2 separate regions of the Homo sapiens genome follow, and region 1 is linked to region 2. A link is an interaction called in ENCODE POLR2A ChIA-PET data of the cell type or tissue named here. Cell type or tissue: MCF 10A. All regions are shown on one strand. Each heading gives the region's core, and the rest is flanking DNA. Links, peaks and the distances in the headings are about the cores only.

Evidence for each region. ChIA-PET counts read pairs that join two places held together with the same protein. Peaks named below come from ENCODE experiments on the same cell type or tissue, not always from the same donor. Only the 100,000 strongest peaks of a DNase experiment are listed, where the experiment ranks them.
Region 1: POLR2A ChIA-PET joins it to region 2 with 5 read pairs; 5 of 35 experiments call an interaction of 5 or more read pairs at or near these places.

What each region holds. Positions count from the first base shown.
Region 1 is chr6:137,107,757-137,118,838 of GRCh38, forward strand. No RefSeq gene overlaps it. Among named protein-coding and RNA genes, the nearest start is that of IL22RA2, 60 kb to the right of the region's middle. In MCF 10A, for the core only: no CTCF peak of the experiment used is centred there; a DNase peak (open chromatin) is centred at 4,405.
Region 2 is chr6:137,156,516-137,167,597 of GRCh38, forward strand. It overlaps IL22RA2 (interleukin 22 receptor subunit alpha 2), which reads right to left. Exons shown (of 7, transcript NM_052962.3): 2 at 5,174-5,299; 3 at 1,832-1,967; 4 at 244-339. The coding sequence starts at 5,234. Among named protein-coding and RNA genes, the nearest start is that of IL22RA2, 12 kb to the right of the region's middle. In MCF 10A, for the core only: no CTCF peak of the experiment used is centred there; DNase peaks (open chromatin) are centred at 4,476 and 5,626.

The DNA.
Region 1 (11,082 bases), core at 2,478-7,477, 49 kb before region 2:
GTGTTGTGGGCTGTACACGTATATTTTGAAAAAAGCTTCTCAAGTTTCTAAAGTTTGAGAAGCATGTTTGGAAAAAAAAGTATCCAAAGTTTGAGAAACATGATTTAGTTAGTAGTAGAATACAGAAAGGCATACTTTCCCATCAGACTCCTTTTCACATCTTCTGCATTTCTTCCCCTTTTCTTTCCACATCTGACCACCCCAAACCAAAGTTTTAAGAGAAACATCTAGGGGGTTTCCAAGTTAGTATGGCTAGTAATAATCTGTCTTATTACTCAGGCATTGCAAAATTCCTTAGCTGTAGTAAAACTTTATAAACAGTAAAAATTTGGGGCAAAAGCAAAAAATGGACATTTCTCACATCTTGAAAAAGAAAACACAATTCTTCTCTTTAGAAAATAATATTGATATGCACAGTTGTACATGTGAGTGCCTAGACATGTATATATTAGCATAATGATGTGTGTGTATGTTTATGCATGACACACATGGAAACATATACATTGGAAGCACCGCTTTGGATCAAACTCATGATTCAGACAGTCCAGTATATTGTTTCTAGTACATGTCTCCAGCCACCCTCAAACCTGCCAAGACCAGCTCGGTTGGGGAGACCCTAACCCAACAGCGCTAGAGGAATTAAAGACACACACACAGAAATATAGAGGTGTAGAGTGGGAAATCAGGGGTCTCACAGCCTCCAGAGCTGAGAAGCTCAAACAGAGATTTACCCACTTATTTATTAACAGCAAGCCAGTGATAAGCATTGTTTCTATAGATTATAGAGTAACTAAAAGTATTCCTTATGGGAAACAAAGGGATGGGCTGAAATAAAGCGATGGGTTTGGCTAGTTATCTGCAGCAGGAGCATGTCCTTAAGGCACAGATCGCTCATGCTATTGTTTGTGGATTAAGAACGCCTTTAAGTGGTTTTCCACCCTGGGTAGGTCAGGTGTTCCTTGCCCTCATTCCGGTAAACCCACAACCTTCCAGCGTGGGTGTCATGGCCATCACGAACATGTCACAGTGCTGCAGAGATTTTGCTTATGGCCATTTTTTGGGCCAGTTTATGGCCAGATTTTGGGGGGCCTTTTCCCAACAAAACCTTTCACAAACAAGGAAATAACCACTTAAACATCTGAAGCTTTCGATGTCAATCTCAAAGTTACAGGATTAGTCTGAATGATCCTACTTTCCCTTAGTACTCCATTTGACTCTGTTATTTGTGACTTTATTAGATCCTCTTTAAAAGGTATTTATATATTATCCCTACTCTCATTCCACTCCAACAAAGTGCAATAGGGTTCTGCTCCTAAGGACAGAAAACACTCCAGGGGACGGCATGCAATTATTACTTAAGTCACTAAAGCAGCATTTATTTTCTGTGTTATTTTCTCTCTCATTGCAGGAAATGTTTCAATACCACCTGAATTTCAGGCAAATGCTCATATAAAGTTTTTTTCCCTAAATGTTAATAGATTTAATTTCCTAAATGATGAGGAAATTCTGTATTTGCTGCACTGATGGCCTAGAATCTTCTTATGTGTGAACTAGAATTTCAAACAGCTTCATAACTTAAAAGGTAGAATTGAAGCATACCAAAAACAATGTAAGCATTGCATATGTTCCTTTGGCTTGGAGTTTAGAATTGGTATTTCCTTTCAGATGGTGCATTTATTGCCAAAGATTCAAGGGACTATGTTTCATTTAATAGGTGCATTATGTTAGAAACAGTAATCTGGATCACAGAATTAATAGATTTTTCTAGAAATGGAAATATTATTATTATTCAGAAAAAGAAATTAGGTGCTTCATAAGATTTCTAGGCTCTTAGCAAATGAATTGTGGAATTTAATGGGCTGGCCATGGCCCCTCTGTTCTGAATATCTTATGTTAAGTTCACTGTGTGGGAATTCTATGTTCATGCCCAGTTTGAGCCATGTGCAGAGCTATAGATGATCCTGTATTAAGATGTCCTTTAAACACAATGCACACACTGAGATGTTTTGACTTAATAAAGTGAATATTAGTTAATGTGATGGTTAATTTCAGACATCAACCCAAAAGGGCTAAAGGATTCCCAGATAACTGGCAAAATATTATTTCTAGGTGTGTCTGTGAGGGTGTTTTGGGAATAGATTAACGTTTGAATCAGTGGACTGGGTAAAGAAGATCCACCCTCACCAACGTGGGCAGGTGTCATCCAATTCGTTGAGGGCCAGAATAGAACAAAAAGGTGGATGAAGGAAGGGGTTTCCTCTTTCTTGAGCTGGGACACCCATCTCTTCCTGCCCTTGGACATTGGAGCTTTTGGTTCTCAGACCTTCAGACTCTGGGACCCAGACTAGCAGCCTTTGACTGAGTTACACCATTGGCTTTTCTGGCCTTTAGAGTCACACATCATCAGCTTTCCTGATTCTCCAGCTAGCAGATGGCATATTGTGGGACTTCTCAGCCTCTGTAACTATGTGAGCCAATTCCCATAATGAATCTCCTTTTATATCTGTCTATCTATCTATCTATCTATCTATCTATCTATCTATCTATCTATCATCTATCTGTCTATCGTCTATCTATCTATCTTATTGGATTTGTTTCTCTGAAGAACTAGGACTAATACAGTTAACTTTTTTTTTGTTTTTTTGAGACAGAGTCTCGCTCTGCTGCCCAGAGTGGCACGATCTTGGCTCACTGCAAGCTCTGCCTCCCGGGTTCATGCCGTTCTCCTACCTCAGCCTCCCAAGTAGCTGGGACTACAGGCGCCCGCCACCATGCTCGGCTAATTTTTTTGTATTTTTAGTAGAGACGAGGTTTCACTGTGTTAGCCAGGATGGTCTCGATCTCTTGACCTTGTGATCTGCCCGCCTCAGCCTCCCAAAGTGCTGGGATTACAGGCGTGAGCCACTGCACTTGGCCCACAGTTAACATTTTTTTAATCTTCAAGGTTTTAAGATTGATATTCCTTATCCTATTCAATACAGATTTAGTTTACCTGTTCATTTCATCCTTAGGTTTCAATAACTTTTATTTCATCACTGATAACACCTCTTTTTCTTAGTGTCTCTCTTCACTCATGTTGATCATGTAGATCAAAGGCTGGTAAACTATTGAAAGTATAGCAGCAAAAGAAAAAATAAATACATTAGTCTACATCAAAATTAAAAACTTCTGTGCATCAAAAAACACAATCAACAAAGTGAAAAGTCAGTCCACAGAATGGGAGAAAATGTTTGTAAATCCTATATACGATAAATGGTTAATATTCCAAATATATAGAGAACTACAACTCAAAAACAAGAAAACCAAAAAACTTGATTAAAAAGTGGGCAAAGGACCTGTATAGACATTTCTCCAAAGAAGATGTAAAAATGATCAATAAGCACATGAAAATATGCTCAACATCATTAATATTTAGGGGAATGCAGATCAAAACCATATAACCCCTTATACCCATTAGGATGGCTACTATTAGAAAAAAACCCAAAATAACAAGTATTGGTGAGAATGTGGGAAATTGGAATGAAGCACTGTTAATGGAAGTGTAAAACGGTGCAGTCTCTATGGAAAACAGCATGGTGGTTCCTAAAAAAATTAAAAATAGAATTACCATATGATTCAGCAATGCCATTTCTGGGTATACACCCAAAAGAATTTAAAGCAGGGACTTGAAGAGAGATTTGTTCACCCATGTTCATAGCAGCATGATTTGTAATAGCCAAAAAATGGAAGTGACCCAAGTGTCCATCAACAGGTGAATAATTTGTAAAGCATGTTAGTGATTTCTTTCTTTGCTCCTGTAAGGCTATCTATCCATCCTGCACAATTCCTTGAGGAATTATCTGTCTAATCTACTTATCTATTGCTGCATAGCAAATTATCCCTAAAGGTAGCAATTTAAGACAACAAAGATTTGCTTTCTCATATAATTGAGAGTTGGGAATTTGGAACAGATTAGTTGGTACATGAAGTTGCATTCAAGCTGAGCTGGGGATACAGTCTTCTTAAGGCTTAACTGAGGCTGGAGGATATAAACAGAAACCCAAGCTCATTCAGGTGGTTGCTGGCAGAAGGCTTCAGTTCATCACATTATGGATTTCTCCATAAGGTTGCTCATGACATGGCAGCTGGTTTTACTTAGAGGAGTGATCTGAGAGATAAAGATTGGAGATAGAGATAGAAATAGAAGTATAGATATGTAGATATGCAGTAGTACCCTCTTAACTGGGTTTCGCTTTCTGTAATTTCAGTTACCACTGCCAATTGCAGGCCAAAACTCTTAAGTGAAAAATTTCAGAAATAAACCCTTTGTAAGTTTTCAGTTGCATGCCATTTTGAGTAGCATAATGAAATCTTGCACTGTCCTGCTTCATCCTGCTTGGAACATGAATCATTCTTGCGTCCAGTGGATTCACACTGTATGTGCTGCCCAGCCATGAGTCACTTAGTAGCTGGGTCAATTATCAGATGGCAAAAACATAGCGTATGTAGGGTTCTGTACTATCTGCAGTTTCAGGCATCCACCGAAGGTTTTCCACTGGGGAACAGATCCTCCGTGGATAGACGGGGTGGGGAATACTGTGTATAGTGTCTTTTATAACTCAGTCTCAAAAGTGACATGCTCTCATTTCTGCTATAATGGTCAGGTCTGATATAATACGGGAGGGGACTACACAGGGTGTGAATCGTAGGAGGCAGGGATTTTGGGGGCAGTCTTGGAATCTGGCTACCACACCTACTGACGCTTTGTGACCCCTCAAGTTTCAGCCCTCAGTAGCCTACCCTACAGCAAATTCCTCCCGGAGTCTTCCAGCTCCAGTAGCCCTCTTGTATTGAGTTCCTTCAAGACAGCTCATACCCAGCTACCAATTCGTCTCATGAGAAAATCGCTGTCTCTGCCATATTGAGTGGTAGAAACACAGACTTGTGCTCCTGCCTCAACTGTACCCTTGTGCTGCCATCACGAGCGGCTTTAGAAGAGTCTAGAAAATTCCCATTGTTTGTTTTCTTTAACTATTTTGCTATTATTTCCAGATAAGCATCATTATACTTGATTAAATAGACATAAAATATTACTGTTTTAAGAACATCACATCGGTGTTTTCTGTTGGTGTTTTCTTGCCTTTAATACTATTGATTGACTACCATTTGTTCAGTCTTTTCAGTTAAATAATTTTATGTGTGCAAGTGATGTGTTATGATCAGTAATTACTTCTTCATTTAATAAAGAATGTGAAGTTGCAGGGATTCTGTCTGAACTGATTAAGCTGTGCATTTGATAATATTTTTCTTGCTTATTTTCATTGTTTTCACCAGTAATTAAATTTTTATGAAAGATTTTAAAGTCTAGTTTCTCCCATTGTTTTCAGATTTTGAGTTTAAGCTAACCATTTCTTTGAAGATGTTCTTACATATCTTTTTCTTTTTACCTCCCCCATCTCCTTTTTTTAAATTTAAATTTTAAGTTCTGGGGTACATGTGCAGGATGTGCAGGTTTGTTTCATGGGTAAATGTGTGCCATGGTGGTTTGCTGTACCTATCAACCCATCCCCTAGGTATTAAGCCCAGCATGCATTAGCTATTTTTCCTAATGTTCTCCCTCCCTCCCACTACCCCACCTCCCCCAACAGGCCCCAGTGTGTGTTGTTCCCCTCCCTGTGTCCACGTGTTCTCATTGTTCAACTCCCATCCCCCACCCCTTTGATACATGTTTGATCAAGTCTATCATTACACAGATGAAAAAATTATATAAGATTTGTTTTATATTATGAAATCCAGATGATCAATTCCTACCATATTCTTGACTTGTAGTTATTCTCAATGATTTAGTATTAAAAAATATAATTGTGTTCAGACTGTTTGGATTTTAAATATATTTATATCTATCTATAATTAAAATAAATAATAAAGGGAAATATAAAAATTATAATTTCATTTTTAAAAAGTTATTTTTCACTAACGTATTTGGGATATCTTGTTAAAATAAAAGGTAAAATAAAATTAAATAATAAATTATATGTACAATTGGTGAGATTTTAGAATCAAGATGGTCTAAGCTGAAACAATGTTTTGTAATTTTAATTAAATCTTACTACATATATTAATGAAAATAACACAATTTATAATTATAGTGTTCCATCTTGCTTTAGTTGTCTAGATAAGTAATTGACATATTACATCTACACCTATTAGATATAGTTTTAAGAAAAAAATGAATTGTTCAATGTGGAAAAGTATTTCTTAGCTACTACTATGTGCAACTGCTGCACATCTCACACTAGTTTGTGAAAGCCTCTAAAACATGTTTTGGAGCATGAACAGAAGCAAGTAAATGGATGCTGCTGGAACGTGGTGCTTCATGATGCAAACATTTATTAGTTTAATGCTGTGAGGAAGGAACGATTTGGCAAATAGATTTTTCTTTTCTCTTTTTAAGCACTTCTACCTCGCAAGTCCTCATTGATGTCTGAAGCTGTCTCTCTGGCATACTCCATAGCAGAATCCATCACTCTATACCCTACTTTATTTCTAGACATAGGGTAAGAGATGTGAACTACAGTTATTCCTGTGGTATAACTGGTATTGGTCAAGAGAGCAGGTGTTTCGAGTTATGGGTTACACATGCCAGCACATTGGATGTGGTGTACAATATATGTTCAATGTATTTTTACTGAGTCAAATCATCTGTAGTAATTAGGTCACCTTAACTGAGACTGGATCTAGTGCTACTGAGGCCATGAGACTCAGAGCAGAAGGAGGTTGACAGATTGTTTAACTTCCTAGGAGCTTTAATGTTTGAAGAAAATATGTTCTTAATGGTTGTTTAATGTTCAATTAATAAATAATTTAAATTTATTAATCAATTGCCTTTTTTTTTTTTGAGACAGAGTCTCGCTCTTGTCACCCAGGCTGGAGTGCAGTGGTGCAATCTCAGCTTACTGCAGCCTCCGCCTCCTGGGTTCAAGTGATTCTCCTGCCTCAGCCTGTGGAGTAGCTGGGACTACAGGCATGTGCCACCACGCCTGGCTATTTTTTTGTAATTTTAGTAGACATGGGGTTTCACCATGTTGGCCAGGCTGGTCTTGAATTCCTGACCTCAGGTGATCCACCCACCTTAGCCTCCCATAATGCTGGAATTACAGTCGTGAGCCACCGTACCCTGCCAATCAATTGCCATTTTTAAAAAGGTGACATTTCCCTAAAGGATTACATGGCACTTACACAAGTAATAAAAAAAAGTCTTATGAGTTTTACCAATTAGATTCCACCAAATATTTAAACATTTATTAAACATTTAATTAAAGGCCTTTACATTTTAATTTAAATGAAGATTCATAAGTACTTTAAATCCCATAAGAAACACAAATGTATAAAACATTGCAAAGTTTACAAAACCAATTAAAGATGTTATACCAAAATGATTATGAGCAGAAGAGATAAAATATTACTTTTTGTTCTTATCCTGCACATTCCTAGGGTTTTATTTTTTACATTTTCTAGGGGTTTCAATAATCCTGCCAGCCATTGTTTTATTACTAGCTTATGATTTTTGTAACCCTACCGGACCCAAAGAAAAATGAAGGTTATTGCAGGATAGCTGACATTGCAGGTTCTTTGGTAGAAATCACAAGTTTTTGAGTGGCAACATCCAAGAAATTCAAACCCAAGTGTTGATAACAGGCTGAGTCTGTTTTATAAAAACGTACTCATTTCATTATGGAACTCGCAGGTCCTTGCCTTTTATGAAGATTCTCAGTTTTTGAGATGTGTCTTTCTTCAAATGGGGTATCCTTTAAGTTTTTGAGAATAGCTGTACATTTTGGTATATAGACATAGATTCCTGATATTTTAAAAATACAAGTGTTTATCATTAGTATTTTATTAAAATTAGTAGCTATAATTAGTAGAAATTTTCCTTCCCTAGAAAGTAGGAGATTGAGTTTTTCTGGGTAGTTTTCTTCTCTAGAACATTTGGTGAATATGTCCTTTTGGAAGCCTCCTGCGGCCTCTCTTTGTAATTGATCTTACTATGAGAACCCACATGTGCTGGGCCTTCCTCTCTCTGCCTGTTGTATAAAATCAGCAGAGCTGATCAGATCTTCCTGTTCTTGGCAGGGTTCCTACTTTTCTGGGATTGTTTGGTTCGCTCACATGTTTTTGTTCACCCTTTCCTGTTTACATAGGCAGAAACAAATACATATACAGTTTGAAATATATAGAGATGCTTAATTGAAGAACAAAATCTCCATATCACCTTTTCATATATTCATGATTTCTTCAATATTTTTATATTTGTATTTATATACATTTTTAAAATATTTTTATATTTTATATGTTATATATTTAAAAGTCATTAAAAATTAAAACCAATTCTTTTCATTTTATTATTACAACCAATTTTTTTCTGCATGTTATGCTGACTTTTCTCTTTTGAGCTTTGCTTTGAACTCATTCTCAAATTGGCATAACTTGGCTGACGGGAAGTAAGCTGCCTTCTACTTCAACCTTTTAGCTCTGCCCCGATTTTCTTATGACAAAAATAGTGTCGTAAGAAACATCTGGGTTTTTTCTTCCATACGGACTCATTGAAGAGTCCTGTAGCTTTGAATTGGAGATTAGTGTTAGAGACCTAAATCTGAGGGTTGGGATGCATCTGAGAATTGTGAACGGTGAGAACTGTCACTGCTACTATGGATTGAATGAAAGGTAATGATATTTTTGAGGTTATGGCTCCACATTAATCTTCCAAATTTATCCTTGTGCCATATCTCATTTTCATTACAGTAAATGATTTTTTGACCTACCAAGATATCCTTCAACAGGCCGGGCATGGTGGCTCATGCCTGTAATCCCATCACTTTGGGAGGCCAAGGCGGGCGGATCACCTGAGGTCAGGAGTTCGAGACCAGCCTGGCCAACATGGTGGAACTCCGTCTCTACTGAAAATACAAAAATTAGCCGGGCATGTTGGTGGGCACCTGTAATCCCAGCTACTCTGGAGGCTGAGGCAGGAGAATTGCTTGAACCCAGGAGTGGAGGTTGCAGTGAGCTGAGATCGTGCCACTGCACTCCAACCTGGGTGACAGAGCAAGACACCGTCTCAAAAAAAAAGAAAAAAAAATTAGCCAGGGACTACGTGCCTGTAGTCCCAGCTACTCAGGAGGCTGAGTCAGGAAAATTGCTGAACCTGGGAGGCGGAGGTTGAAGAGAGCTGAGATTGCCCCATTGCACTCCAGGCTGGGTGACAGAGCCAAAAAACAAATATCTTTCAACAGTGACAAAGCAGAGCTTAGTGAAGAGAGATAGTGCTTTTAGGGGATTAGTGAGATCCTCTAGCTGGATCATCCAGAGGAAAAGATTTATGTATGTATGTATGCGTGTTTGATGTGATATGTGTGTGTCATGTGGTATGTGGTCTGTGTGTAGTGTGTGTGTATGTGGTATGTGGTATGTGAGTGTATGGTGTAATGCATTGTGTGTGGTGGGTATATGTGTATGGTGTGTATGTGGTGTGGTATGTGGTGTGTGTGAAGTGTGTATGTAGTGTGTTTTCTGTGTGTGGTGTGTATGTAGTGTGATGTATATGTGGTGTATGGTGTGGTATGTGTTTGGGGGTTGTGTATGTGTTGTGTGTATGTTGTGTGTGCATGTGTTGGGATAAGAAGAGGGAGATTGGTTGAGACTTAAGCTAAGATGGGTATGGCATGCCCAAACAGTCTTGAAATTTTTGATATAAAGTTTTATTTTTTCCTATCTTTTGATGTTGATTGAATTAGGGTAGTGGTTAGTATTGCTTTTGAGTGTTGATTTTAGAAGCATTTTAGGTTGAGTCAAAGGGACAAACAGTATATCAGCATCACTCTTTTTTTGCCAGCTTTTTTTTTTTTGAAGCAAAAACAAAATTCCAATTCCTTAAGAAGAGCAAAACATGCACCCACATGACCACTGCTTTCAGAGAGAAAGTCTTGGTGGGGAGCTATGGTGACACTCATTTAAGTGACAATGAAGTTACTTACATACATTCAGAAATTTATACAAAGAGGGCTTTGTGCATGGAGACAGGCGGGCCAGGCACATCCTGGTAGTGCAACAAGCCCTTGGAAATCTGGGCACATCTTGTCTTTCTACTTTCACATCCTCCTGTATATAGGGGCTTTTGTCCTTATTCTTGTTGCCTCAGGGTTAAAAGATGCTTTCTGCACCTCACAAAATGCTTTCTGTCGACTCTACTATCAGGAACTAGGGGAAAGAGATGAGGGTGAAAGTTGTGGCAGTACCTATTTAATAACATAATTAAAGTATTCTTGAAAGTTCTACCCAGCACAAATGGTGGAAATAGAGGGAAGTGGATGGATTTAAGAAATATTTAGAAGGGAAAATTAATAACACTCGGAAATAATTAGATATGAAGGATGAGAGGGAGGTGCTAAGGATGATGTCAAGGTTTCTGGTTTGGGTACCTGGATTGGTGATGGTGCCATTCACTTAGAAAATTGTGGAAGGGGATTGGGTTTTGGGAGAAGATCATGTGTTTAGTTATGTTGAGCATGAGGTGCCTCCAAAACATCCAAAAGGAGATGTCCGGTAGACAATTAGATATAGTTGCTCTACTTTTTTCTTGCAATGAGAGTTCTTTTATTAGAAGCATTGTTGTGTGGTAAAGCATGATGGCCAATGAGACACTCAATAAGTCCACAGGTGCTGGCCCAAACAGAAACACGATGAGCTAGGATGGTAAACCCAAATCTGGATGTGTCTACCCCACTGGGCAGATCACTGTCCCCTCCAAGATATGCTAACATCCAAGCTGTTCACAGGCTGCTTCCTGCCATTGGTTGATGGGACACTCAGGCCTGCAGCAGCCAGGTCAGCCTCAGTGAGAGGAGGCCTGTGCTCTTCTGAGCCATGTGGGACCCCCATCCCTATTGCACAGACATTTGCTCACGAACACATTGAGAAAACACCAGGGTGTCTGGGAAAGAGACTGACTAGGTCACACGTCCACTGAGTGGGTCACCTTGTCCATTGATCCTTGACATCCTGCAGTCTTATTTGTGCTGTAAGATTGGATCCAGTCTTGCTATG
Region 2 (11,082 bases), core at 2,571-7,570:
TAATATCTCATTGTTTATCCTATTCTAAACGCAAGGGATATAACAGTATTATAGCCCATGAACTGGATACACCAAAGTGAAAGTTTTCAAAATTATAAATTTGTCTTGTGCTGTTGAAAATCCCTTAGAGACAGGAATGGATTCAGGTATTCTGGGGTCTGAAATTTATACAATCTTGGTCCATTTAATGTTTCTATAACAGAACACCTGAGGCTAGGTAATTGATAAGGAAAAGAGGTGTACTTAGCCAATGTTCTGCAGCCTGGGAAGTTACAAGAAATGTGCTGCCAGCATCCACTTGGCTTCTGGTGAGAGCTTTTCATGCTGCATGAGAACATGCTAGAGAAGGTCAATGGGGAAAACAGATCGTGTGAAGAGGCCAAACTCAAGGGGCATCCTGGCTTTACAACAACCACTCTCATAGAAACATTTCCATGACAAATTCAGTCTTGCAAGAGTGAGAACTCACTCAACTGCAGCAATAATGGTACCAAGCCATTCATGAGTGCTCCATCCCCATGACCCAAACACCTCCTACGAGGCCCTACTTCCAACACCACCACACTAAGGATCAAATTTCAACATGAATTTTGGTGGAGACAAACTCAAACCATAGCAGCTTGGGAGTCCTCTTTAGGAAAAGATTTATAAATATAAAATCCTTGCATTGGGGTCCTGAAGTTTAATCTTCATTAGATTCATGGTAAAACAGTTTCTAATCTTCTTAGTACTTTGGACCACAAATAGGTCCACTTTTGACCTATTTATACTACTCCAGGGGAAGCATAAAAAGAGTACCAATCTTTACTTTCTGCATGCTGAAAGTATCTCCAGCAATGCACAAATCTACTTTTGTAATGGAGAAACCTTCATTGTAAAGATTTGTACATTTTACAATCGCTACATAAAATATGTAGAGAGAAGTCGTAGCGGTTAAAGATGGAGATGCTTCTGGGGATATTCCTTCCGAAATTAATTAGCAGGAAAATCTGACCTAGGACCTACCCCATGCTGGAGAGACATGGATGAATTTATGGGATAAAAATTGCTACTTTGGCCATAGCTGCATTTGATTTCCTGAATTTCTATTGAAAAACCATGAAAGCTAAACTGTAATATCTCCTGTCTCACTGTCAGGAGACAGGATTGAGCCTCAACCCCCCTCACCCCCCCAGAAATATATGAGTGGAAAAACCTGACATTTTCAAGTCAAGAGTGTTTGTTTCCAAGCCTTGAGCCAGGAAAGGAGTAGATTATATCTGAGTTTTGGCAATGATCCAGCAGGAGTAGCCTGAGGATCACACGAGAGGAACATGCAGCAGCGTGTTCCAGTTTGTGTTCATGCTTACGAGAGTCATTAGTTTTTGAAAGGAATTTTCTAAATAGTAAATCCACTCTGAAAGTGACTTTTAAATTAAAACCTTATTTTACACACTCACCACCATGTTTGCCACAACTTCTTTTTCAACTACCGATAGTTTCACTCACTGAGTACTCGCTATGTGCTAATAAGTTGCTTCCAACATTCGCCTGACAAATCTATATTGAGAACCCACCATGTGCCAGGCTCCTCCATGGAGGCAAAGGCTGAGCCTGTGAGGTCTTGGTGCAGGTCTAGGGCTGAAGTATCTGCCCAGTGCACTGCATACCATCATGCATTTTGAGTCCCCAGGCAGCCTTCAGGGGAGACAAGTCACTGTTATCCTGACCTTGGCTTCTTCTCAACCCCTCTGAAACTGAAAAAAAGCTCGGATCCTAACACTCCATTGCATTCTAGAACATGTTATCCCAGTGCCATCTCTATCAGCTGAAGGAGGCTCAATTTACTTACATTTTGTACTGCACAAAATAGACACTGCTGTTGCCAGTAAGTGCCCTCCCAGGCTGCCATTGCAAAATGTTGTGAAAATTTCGGGACTGAAATTGTACCCTCTGAGGCTTCAGAGACTCATGCGTTGACTGAGTTCCTAAGATAATAAGAGAAGGAAGAACATTGAACGTTGCTTGGAGCACTGCTGTTCCCAGCAGTAGTTTTCAGTGGAATACCTGCATCAGGATTCCCTAAAGTAGTTGCTCTAAGTGCAGATAGTAGAGGTGGAGCCCAGAAATCAACATTTTGAATCTTCAATGCAATGATTTTGATGCACGCTAAAGTCTCAGAATAATGAGTTCCAGATCATAAACATGTACGTGATACCTTCCCACCCTATTTCCCAGGCTGTGGGGGAAGTAAATTGCATTAAAAAAAATATTGCTCTTATTTTGTTCCCAAATAGTGATGGAATATAATGACTGAGATGAAAGACCCACACTAAGACCACCAACCATCTTCTTAGGAATCACTATATTGGTACTACTCAAGCAAAATTTGCTAGTGACCACTTCTGGGCTCCAGGACCTCAGCCCAGCACTCAGTCCCTCCTTTCGCAGGTTCTTGCTCAATCTCTGGGTCCTGCTTCCAGGTAGGTCTGCCTTTGCTGTCCCACTCCTGAATGGCTGTATTTACCTGCCTGCATCCTGGCTCCAAGTATCCAAGCATAATCCCTCAGATGAAATGGTCATGCTAATGAGGAAAACTGCCCAAGACCCTGCTGGGGGGTAGTGTTTCTGAGACTAATCATGGCATGGCATGGGATAATTTTGCACTGGCATGACTTGTGCTTTCTTCCTCAAATCAGGCAACATAGGTGGTACAACCTTGCTTGCCTTTAGTTGCATGGAGGCAAGAGAATTTTGGCAAAATTTTACTTAGGGTTCAAGGTTTTTTATAAGGGATAAGAAGTTGGGCAGAAGGAGGAGTCAAGAAGCATATCTTTTTTTTTTGGATGGAGTTTCACTCTTGTCGCCCTGGCTGGAGTGCAGTGGCGTGATCTCAGCTCACTGCAACCTCTGCCTCCCGGATTCAAGCGATTCTCCTGCCTCAGCCTCCTGAGTAGCTGGGATTACAGGTGCCCGCCACCATGCCTGGCTAATTTTTTTGTATTTTTAGTAGAGATGGGGTTTTGCCATGTTGGGCAGGCTGGTCTCGAACTCCTGACCTCAAGTGATCCGCCCACCTCGGCCTCCCAAAGTGCTGGGATTACAGGCGTGAGCCACTGCACCCGGCCAGGAAGCATATCTTCTGTTTTCTCCCTGACCTCATCTTCTGTCACCCCGACCCCTGTGTTTGCAGTGTTGACTCCTTCACTTGCTCCACCATGACTCCAGTGACTCTGCCTTAGGGCCTCTGCACTGGCCCTTCCCTTTTCCTGGTCTGCTCTTCCCCTGGATTTCACATGGCTCATTTCTCCACCTCCTTCAAGTCTTTGCTCAAATGTATCACGTTATTGAGATGGTTAAAAAAACACTTCCAAGCCCATGGTCTCAGCTCTGAACTTTCAAGACTTGTTATTTTCAAATGAACAAGACTGTTTCCTCAGGCCTTTCTTCTTACCAACCAAATAGTGTGAATACTGTTATTTGTTTTTTAATTTGTTTTCACTTTTATTGTTTGGACCACCATCAGTGCATCAAATGGTGTTGTGTTCTTGGAAAGAGTCTACAGCCACAGTTGATTTTGCTCACAAAAATCACTGCCTGATCAGTCATCTTTAGAACATAAACATTCCAGAAGTTTTCAGGAGATGACAGGCACAATTTCCTGAAGGCCTGCCTAGAATTGATTTGCTAACATGAAGATAGATGGCTTAATGCCCTTAATCTCTCTGTCTATGGATTTCTTCTCTCATTTTTGTAACATCAGTGCTACCACCACCAACAGTAATAACACTGCACCAGGCACTGAGGGACTTTTATCTGCATTCACTCATTTAATTTGCCCAGCTCTTCTGTGAGGAAGGTACTGTGCATTATGGTCTTCCTCTTACAGACTGAAAAAACGAAGCCTTGGACACCTGAAGGAGATTGCCAGGCAGCCAATGGTGAAGCTGATTTTGTACCCAGACAGTCTGAGTGCAGAGCCTGCCATTACCCTCCAACAGAAAACCAAGAGCAAAGCCATGGGAGAGAGGAGCTAATGAAAGAGGCAGACCAATTAGAAGCTGAGGCTATACTTTATCTTCTTCCTTCTTCCCTCCTCCTCCTCCTTCTGGCCGGCATTCATCAAACATTGAACATATATGAACATTAACTTATGTTAGGCACTATGTTCAAAGCTTTACAACTTACTTAATTCCCACAGCCACCAAGTAAGGTAAATATTTTTATTATCGCATTCTACAGATGAGGAAGCTGAGGCTTTAGAAAGTTGCATCTCTTACTCGAGGTTACAGGTTTGGTAAGATGCAGAGCCAGGAACATTTTGGTAGCATTTGAATTCCTGCCGTATTTTGCTAAATGTGCCCTTGCTGTTACCAAGTACCAGAGTCTTCTCAAATCCAAACACTTCTGGAAGATGAAGGCTTGAATTGCTTTTATGTATTAGTCACTGGACAACTGCACCATCTTGGCAAGTTACTTAAATCACTTACACTGAGAGGTACCCATTTGTTAACTTGCATTCTTACAGGCTTGCTCAGAAGTATGTGGTGCTGATAAGATGCTCTACACTCCTGCAGTTTCCTCCACGAATACCAGAAGCAAATTCTCACCTGTTGTTTGTGGTCCCTATCCTGTGCCAGGCACTTCTCTAAGCATTTGGCATATATTAATTGATTTAATCTTCACAGTGACCTAGAATCCCCATTCTACTAATGAGGAAATTGAGGGTGTTAAGTAAATTTCCCAAGTTTTCCTAGATGGTAAATGGCAGATCTGAAATCCAGACCATGATAGCTTGGCTTAGGAGCCTGTGCTGGTAACCACCATGATTTAGTGTTCCTTCAAGGTAAAAGACATTCTAAGGTGAGTGAGAGCCAGAGAGAAAGAGAGAGGGAGAGAAAGAAAGAGGGAGGGAGGGAAGGAGAGAGAGAGAGAGAAATGGATGTACATTTGTTCTGTATGAAGTCTCTGCACCCTCTAGAGAGCCTTTTCTTTAGTGGGAACTCATTAAGTACATGTGGGGTCATTCAAGCTGCAGATAGACACTAACCCCATGCCTGCTCTGATCATTTAGTGACATCAAAAGCTGCAGCCTTTATAAAGTTCAAAAAAGCACCAGTGCCATTTCCAACAGATCCTTGATTGGACTCAGATGACAAAGCTATGAGCAATTAAAAAGAAACAAAGCACTTACCTGCTACACCAGTAAGGAAGAAACTGATGAGGAAGCCTAGAAAGCAATGTTTAGGCATCATGGTTGCAAGTGTGACTGTTCAGGCAACCAGTGTTCCTTTTAACCAGCTCAGGACCAAAGAGGAAACTGTAAAATCCACAAACAGACAATCACTCCCGGGTTTAAGGCAGATGGTTCCTTGAAGCAACTACAATTTTATTTTGATACTACATTATATTATTTTATTTTAGGAAAAATATGAAAGTATAAAAATCACTTCAAAAAACATTTGCTGTCACTTTTATGTGGAAGCTCGTTTTATTGGGAAGCTCGTTTTTTGTTGGGGCTTCATTAGCTGCAGAAAGGTAAAACACTGAGGATGGGCAGATCTGAAGGGCAGGGCAGTGCAGGGATTGTGCAAGTGGCAAGCAGGTGAGTGAATGAAACAACTAGTGGGGCCTTAAGGGAATCTGGCCCCAGGAGGCGGAGAGGCTGCCAAGGACTAGGACTTGGCTGCCAGGGTGATTTTGAGTAATGTGCTTGGCATTTGCAGCTATCGGGGCCCCTGGCAGTGGTTCAAAGCAAGAGGGGTCTATCGTTGATTCACTCTTTTCCTCTCTTTTTGGTAGGTCCCCAATTAATCTCCCTGCTATGCCCCATACCCTTCCACTGCATCTGGCTCTCCACGGGGCTCCCTGCCGTACTCTTCAGCCTTTCCCACTCCATAGTGGTCCTGGGCTCCATTTAGCTAATGCCTCTTCCTCTTCCATTTTCACACCCAGTTTCCAGTGAGCTGGAGAAAGATTTTGAGCCTGTCAAACCACATGATTCCTTAAAAAGATGAATGGGGAAGACACTCCTTTTGAGCTACATTAGATCTTTTTCACATTGTCTTTGAAATCTGATTGAAGCAGGTCATCTGTTCTCTGTCTATGATTCATTATATCATTCTTCTTACCATTTTTTTTTACTACACGTGTTTAGAGATACTAAAATTATACATGAAAGAACAAAAAAGTCATGTTCCATAGTGAACAGGTCTGTGCAAACCTACCCTTAAAGTCCAAGGAAGCTGAGAGGTCAAAGAAAAAGGCTGACATATCCAGTTTCTCAGAAAGAAACATTTCGTAGGGACTTATGAACAGAGCCATGTGTGTGTCCTGGACAGTGGCAAGACAAGATGGTGGACCCTCATGCCATTACCCTGTAGACCTGAAGAAGGAATTAAGGAAATCAACTATAACCTAATAGTAGTAGTAGTAATAGAAATTTTAAAATCCTCTTAAAGTTGCTGCAAAGTGTGACCCCCCACCTTACACTCAAGTTAAAAGGGAATATTAACAGCCTGTCTTCTCTCTGTGGACAGTGGACCTTATCTATACTTCCCAAATCCACATTCCTCAGAGTTTATTACAGGCCCAGTGAGTTCCTGCATGACTGCAGGGTCACAAGACTGATAAGTTTAGGTTGCAAGACATGTCTTTCTCAAAATATAACAAATGTTGTAATGCTGCCTTTGTTTCTTGCTTCTGTATCTCGCTTCCTGCCTCATGTAGTTCCCACCTTAAGATGTTTAAACGTAGGAAAAGCCCTTTGCTCAGGGCTCAGACTTTCTGGACATATGTGCTACTGATCACCTTAATTTAGTAAACTCTCCTGAACCTTTTTCGGTCTCTCCAATCTTTGGTTGTCCCACAACATTTCCGGGGACCAGTCTGGGATTGGAGATGGCAGATTTTCGTCTCCTTTGCCTGTGGGTTAGAGCCCCAGGACATGGGAAATCTGGGGTCCTTGGTGCCACCGGGAGAGTTTTAGCCCAGAAGGAGAACAGCCCTTCCACGTTCTGGAGCCTTCCTCCAACAGTGCAAATGGAACCAGTGGAAAGGGTTGCAGGACAGTCACAAGAACAGTGCATAGACATATGAACTGCAGTAAGGTTTGGGCCCTAAGGCAAGACCCGTCCCATAAGGATGGAAGGGGAGCCTGGTCACCTCCAAGGGCATGACAACTAGTCTGACCCGAGGGGGTTGGGACAATGGGAGAGGCCCATTGATTCAGATGAAACTCACACCCTAATTGACACCAGACGTAAGTGGGGCTCATGAGTCGGTCAGAAAGGAAAACCATTTTGGGGATGGGGGAGGTGTGTGAAAGTGTGTAAAAGAGATGGTCTCGGGAGAGACCAAGGCGGGGTTGATGTGGGGAGGCACAGATCTCTTAGCGTGGACTGTGTGCTCCCAGGCGAGTGTGGGAAAAACCAGACCTAGGACACTGCATACGGCCCAGAGGACCAGCTCCACAGCTGCAGCTAGCTGTGACAGGAATTAAGGCATGCTCCTGGCTAAGCAGTGTCCGAACCTCCTGTAATAGGACCCAGTCTGGTGGATCCAAGAGTGAAAGTGAGAGTGAAAGTGCATCACAAGGGAGGAAACAGGAGGAAAAGCGTCAAAGCCTATTCCACTGGAGTGCGTGCTGAAAAACTTTAAAAAAAGTTTTAATGGTGACTATGGGGTTAAGCTAACTTCACAGAAACTGAGAACTTTTTTGAGATAAAATAGCCATCTTTTAATGTAGGGTGGCCAGCCAAGGGGACAATAGACAGGGAGATAATTGGCCGAGTGTTTCGGGTGGTCACCAGGCTTGGAGAACAGCCCGGGCACCTGGATCAGTTTCCGTATATTGACTCCTGGCTAAGTATAATTCAGACCCTCCCTAAGTGGCTGCAGGCCTACTTTGAGATCTACTGTAAGACTCTAACGGCCAAGACAAAACCAGGAACAATAGAAAGAAACTGCAAGGCATCAGAAAAAGAAAAGTCACAGGAAAAGCAGTAAAAACCTGTCCTACAGGCCCCGCCTGAAGAGTTAGAAATTCCACCCCACTATGCACCAATTTATCCACCTCTGGCAAAGCTTAGACAGAAGGCTGCCCCGGCTGCCTCCGGAGACTCAGACTCAGAAGGAAGCACCCCTCAGGCAACACCACGCAGAGAGGAGCCAGAGCCCTTGACTGAAAAGCCAAGGGAGGAACTCCAGGGTGATGAGGTCGGCCGCCTTAGGTCGGTCCGTGCCCAAGCAATGCAGATGCCACTCTGAGAAACATGGGGACAAATTTATTTGAATGCACAGAATGAAGTCCAAGGGGGAGAACAGCTCTTCTTTTATCAGCCCTTCTCTACTACTGATCTCTTAAATTGGAGACAACATACTCCCTCCTATAGAGAGAAGCCTCAGGCTCTTATAGATCTAATGCAGTCCATTTTCCTAACTCACAATCCTACCTGGGTTGATTGTAAACATTTTTTTCTGTCATTATTTAATATGGAAGAGCACCGTAGAGTTATACAAGCTGCTCTCCAGTGGCTGGAGAAAAATGCATCTTCAAGCACAGGAGATATCAGGCAGTATACACAACAAGCACTCCTGATAGAGGCTGACCCAGGCTGGGACCCTAACCAGGCTCAAGGGCTACAAGTTTGCAGCAGTATTGAGAGGCACTCCTAAATGGAATAAACGCTGGAGAGAAAAAGGCCACCAATATCGGAAAGGTCTCAGAGGTTCGCCAGAAGCCAGATAAAAGTCCCGGTGAATTTTATGAGAGGCTGTGCGAGGCTTACCAGCTTTACATGCCACTTGACCCAGAGGCTGCGGGTAATCAGTGTATGGTTAATGTGGCATTTGTAAGCCAGGTGCAAGAAGACATCGGAAGTTAGAAGGGTTTGAAGGTGTGAATATTACCCAGCTTATCCAGGTGGCTACTAAGGTGTTTGTAAATCAGAAGGAGGAGGCCAAGAGAAAAGCTAGATGCAGAGCTAAGGAAAAGGCAGACTTGCTGGCGGTGGCCTTAGTTGGAAGAGAAACTGGTTTTGTGAGAGGATGTGGTCGTGGTTGCGGTCATGATAGAGGACAAACTAGGTAAAACCAGGAAGCTAAGCCAGGACAAGAGGGCCAACTTAGGCTTAAGGGAGATCAATGTGTGAGATGCAAGCAGATGGGACACTAGAAGAATGAATGCCAAATTTTCCGGTGCCCTTGTTAGGAAGAGATTTCCTCCAGAAATTGCAAGCACAAATCTCCTTTATACCAGAAGGGCACATGACTCTAAATCTAGGTCAAAGAAAAGCCATGATAAAGACCCTTACTGTCCCAACAACAGAGGAATGGTAATAATTTGGGTGCCCCACACGGTTGTCACTCTGATGGAGCAGAGGGGACATTGCTGGCTTTCTAACCCTAGAATGTTAAGATATCAAGGGCTTTTGTGTGAAATCCCCTACCTAACCTTGGAGACTATGAATACTCTAAATCCGGCCACACTGCTGCTGATAGAATGGGCGGAGCATGGAAAGCCCCCATTGTGTGGCCCAGGGTATCACTGTTGTGTGGAAACTGTGGATGAAGTTTTCTCAAGCTGAAAAGACTTAAAGGACTAGCCCTTAAAAGACCCACATGTTAAATACTTTGCTGATGGAAGCAGCTTCATATCTAAAGGTTTATCAGTTGGGCTGGATATGCAGTGGTAACACTGAATTCAGCAGCTGAAACCTGCCCTCTGCCGGCCGGAACTTTAGCCCAAAGAGCTGAGATAATAGCTGTCACTAGGGTGTTGCTTTTGGCCAAAGAAAGTCGGTAAACATCTATACTGACTCAAGGTATGCCTTTGCCACTTTGCATGCCCATGGAGCCATATATAAGGAAAGAGGATTGTTAACTACTGAAGGAAAGGAAATCAAAAATAAAAAGGAAATAGAGCAGCTCTTAGAAGCTGTATGGGCTCCAAAAGAAGTAGCAGTCATCCATTGCAAAGGGCATCAAACAGGAGGACATGACAAGGCCAGAGAAAACAGAAAGGCAGAAAGAGAAGCCAAAAGAGCTGCAATGACAGCGATAACTAAGAAGGAAGAGGAAACCCTTACCATGCCCTTATTGGAGCTTCCTCTTACAGAACCCCCTAACTACTCCTCTAATGAAAAGGCTTGGTTTGAGCAGGAAAGTGGAAGTTACCAGAAAGGAAGTTGGTGGAAGTTCTCAAATGGGAGGCTCGCCAGCTATCCCAGAAGCAATAGCCCCTGGTTCATAAAACAGTTTCATCAAGGAACACATATGGGAAAAACTGCATTAGAGACTCTTGTAGGATGGCATTTCTATTGCTGAGCCTAACTGCCATCACTCGAGCCATTTATGAGTAATGTTTAACTTGTGCCCCAAACAATCCACAGCAGGGGCCAACATGGCCCCCAGGGATTCAAGAAACTGGAGCTACACCCTGTGAAAACCTGCATGTGGGCTTTACTGAGCTGCCTCGAACCGGAGGCTACCGGTGCATGCTAGTGTTTGTCTGCACTTTCTCAGGGTGGGTTGAGGCATTTCCCACCAGGACAAAGAAAGCTCGGGAAGTAACCAGAATCTTACTAAAGGACATTATTCCTAGATTTCGACTGCCTCTAACTTTAGGATCAGACAATGGCCCAGCATTTGTGGCAGAAATAGTACAACAGCTAACACAGAGGTTAAAAATCAAATGAAAACTGCATACAGCTTATCACCCATAGAGTTCTGGAAAGTTGAAAGAATAAACCGGACACTCAAACAGCCGTTAAAAAAGTTTTGCCATGAAACTCATCTAAGATGGGATCAGGTGCTGCCCATGGTCCTTCTCTGAGTCAGGTGCACCCCTACTAAATTAACTGGGTATTCACCCTATAAGATAGTGTTTGGCCGACACCCTGATCATAACTCAGATAAACGGGGATTTAAAAAATTGGGGAATTAACCTTAAGAAGGCAAATGCAAGCCTTAGGTGAGGTCTCGCAGGAAATGCAAGGATGGGTAAGAGAAAGAATACCTGTTAGCCTCACAGATGCAGTACAACCCTTCTAACCTGGAGACTCTGTCTGGGTCAAACAATGGAACCCAACCACTTTAGGGCCT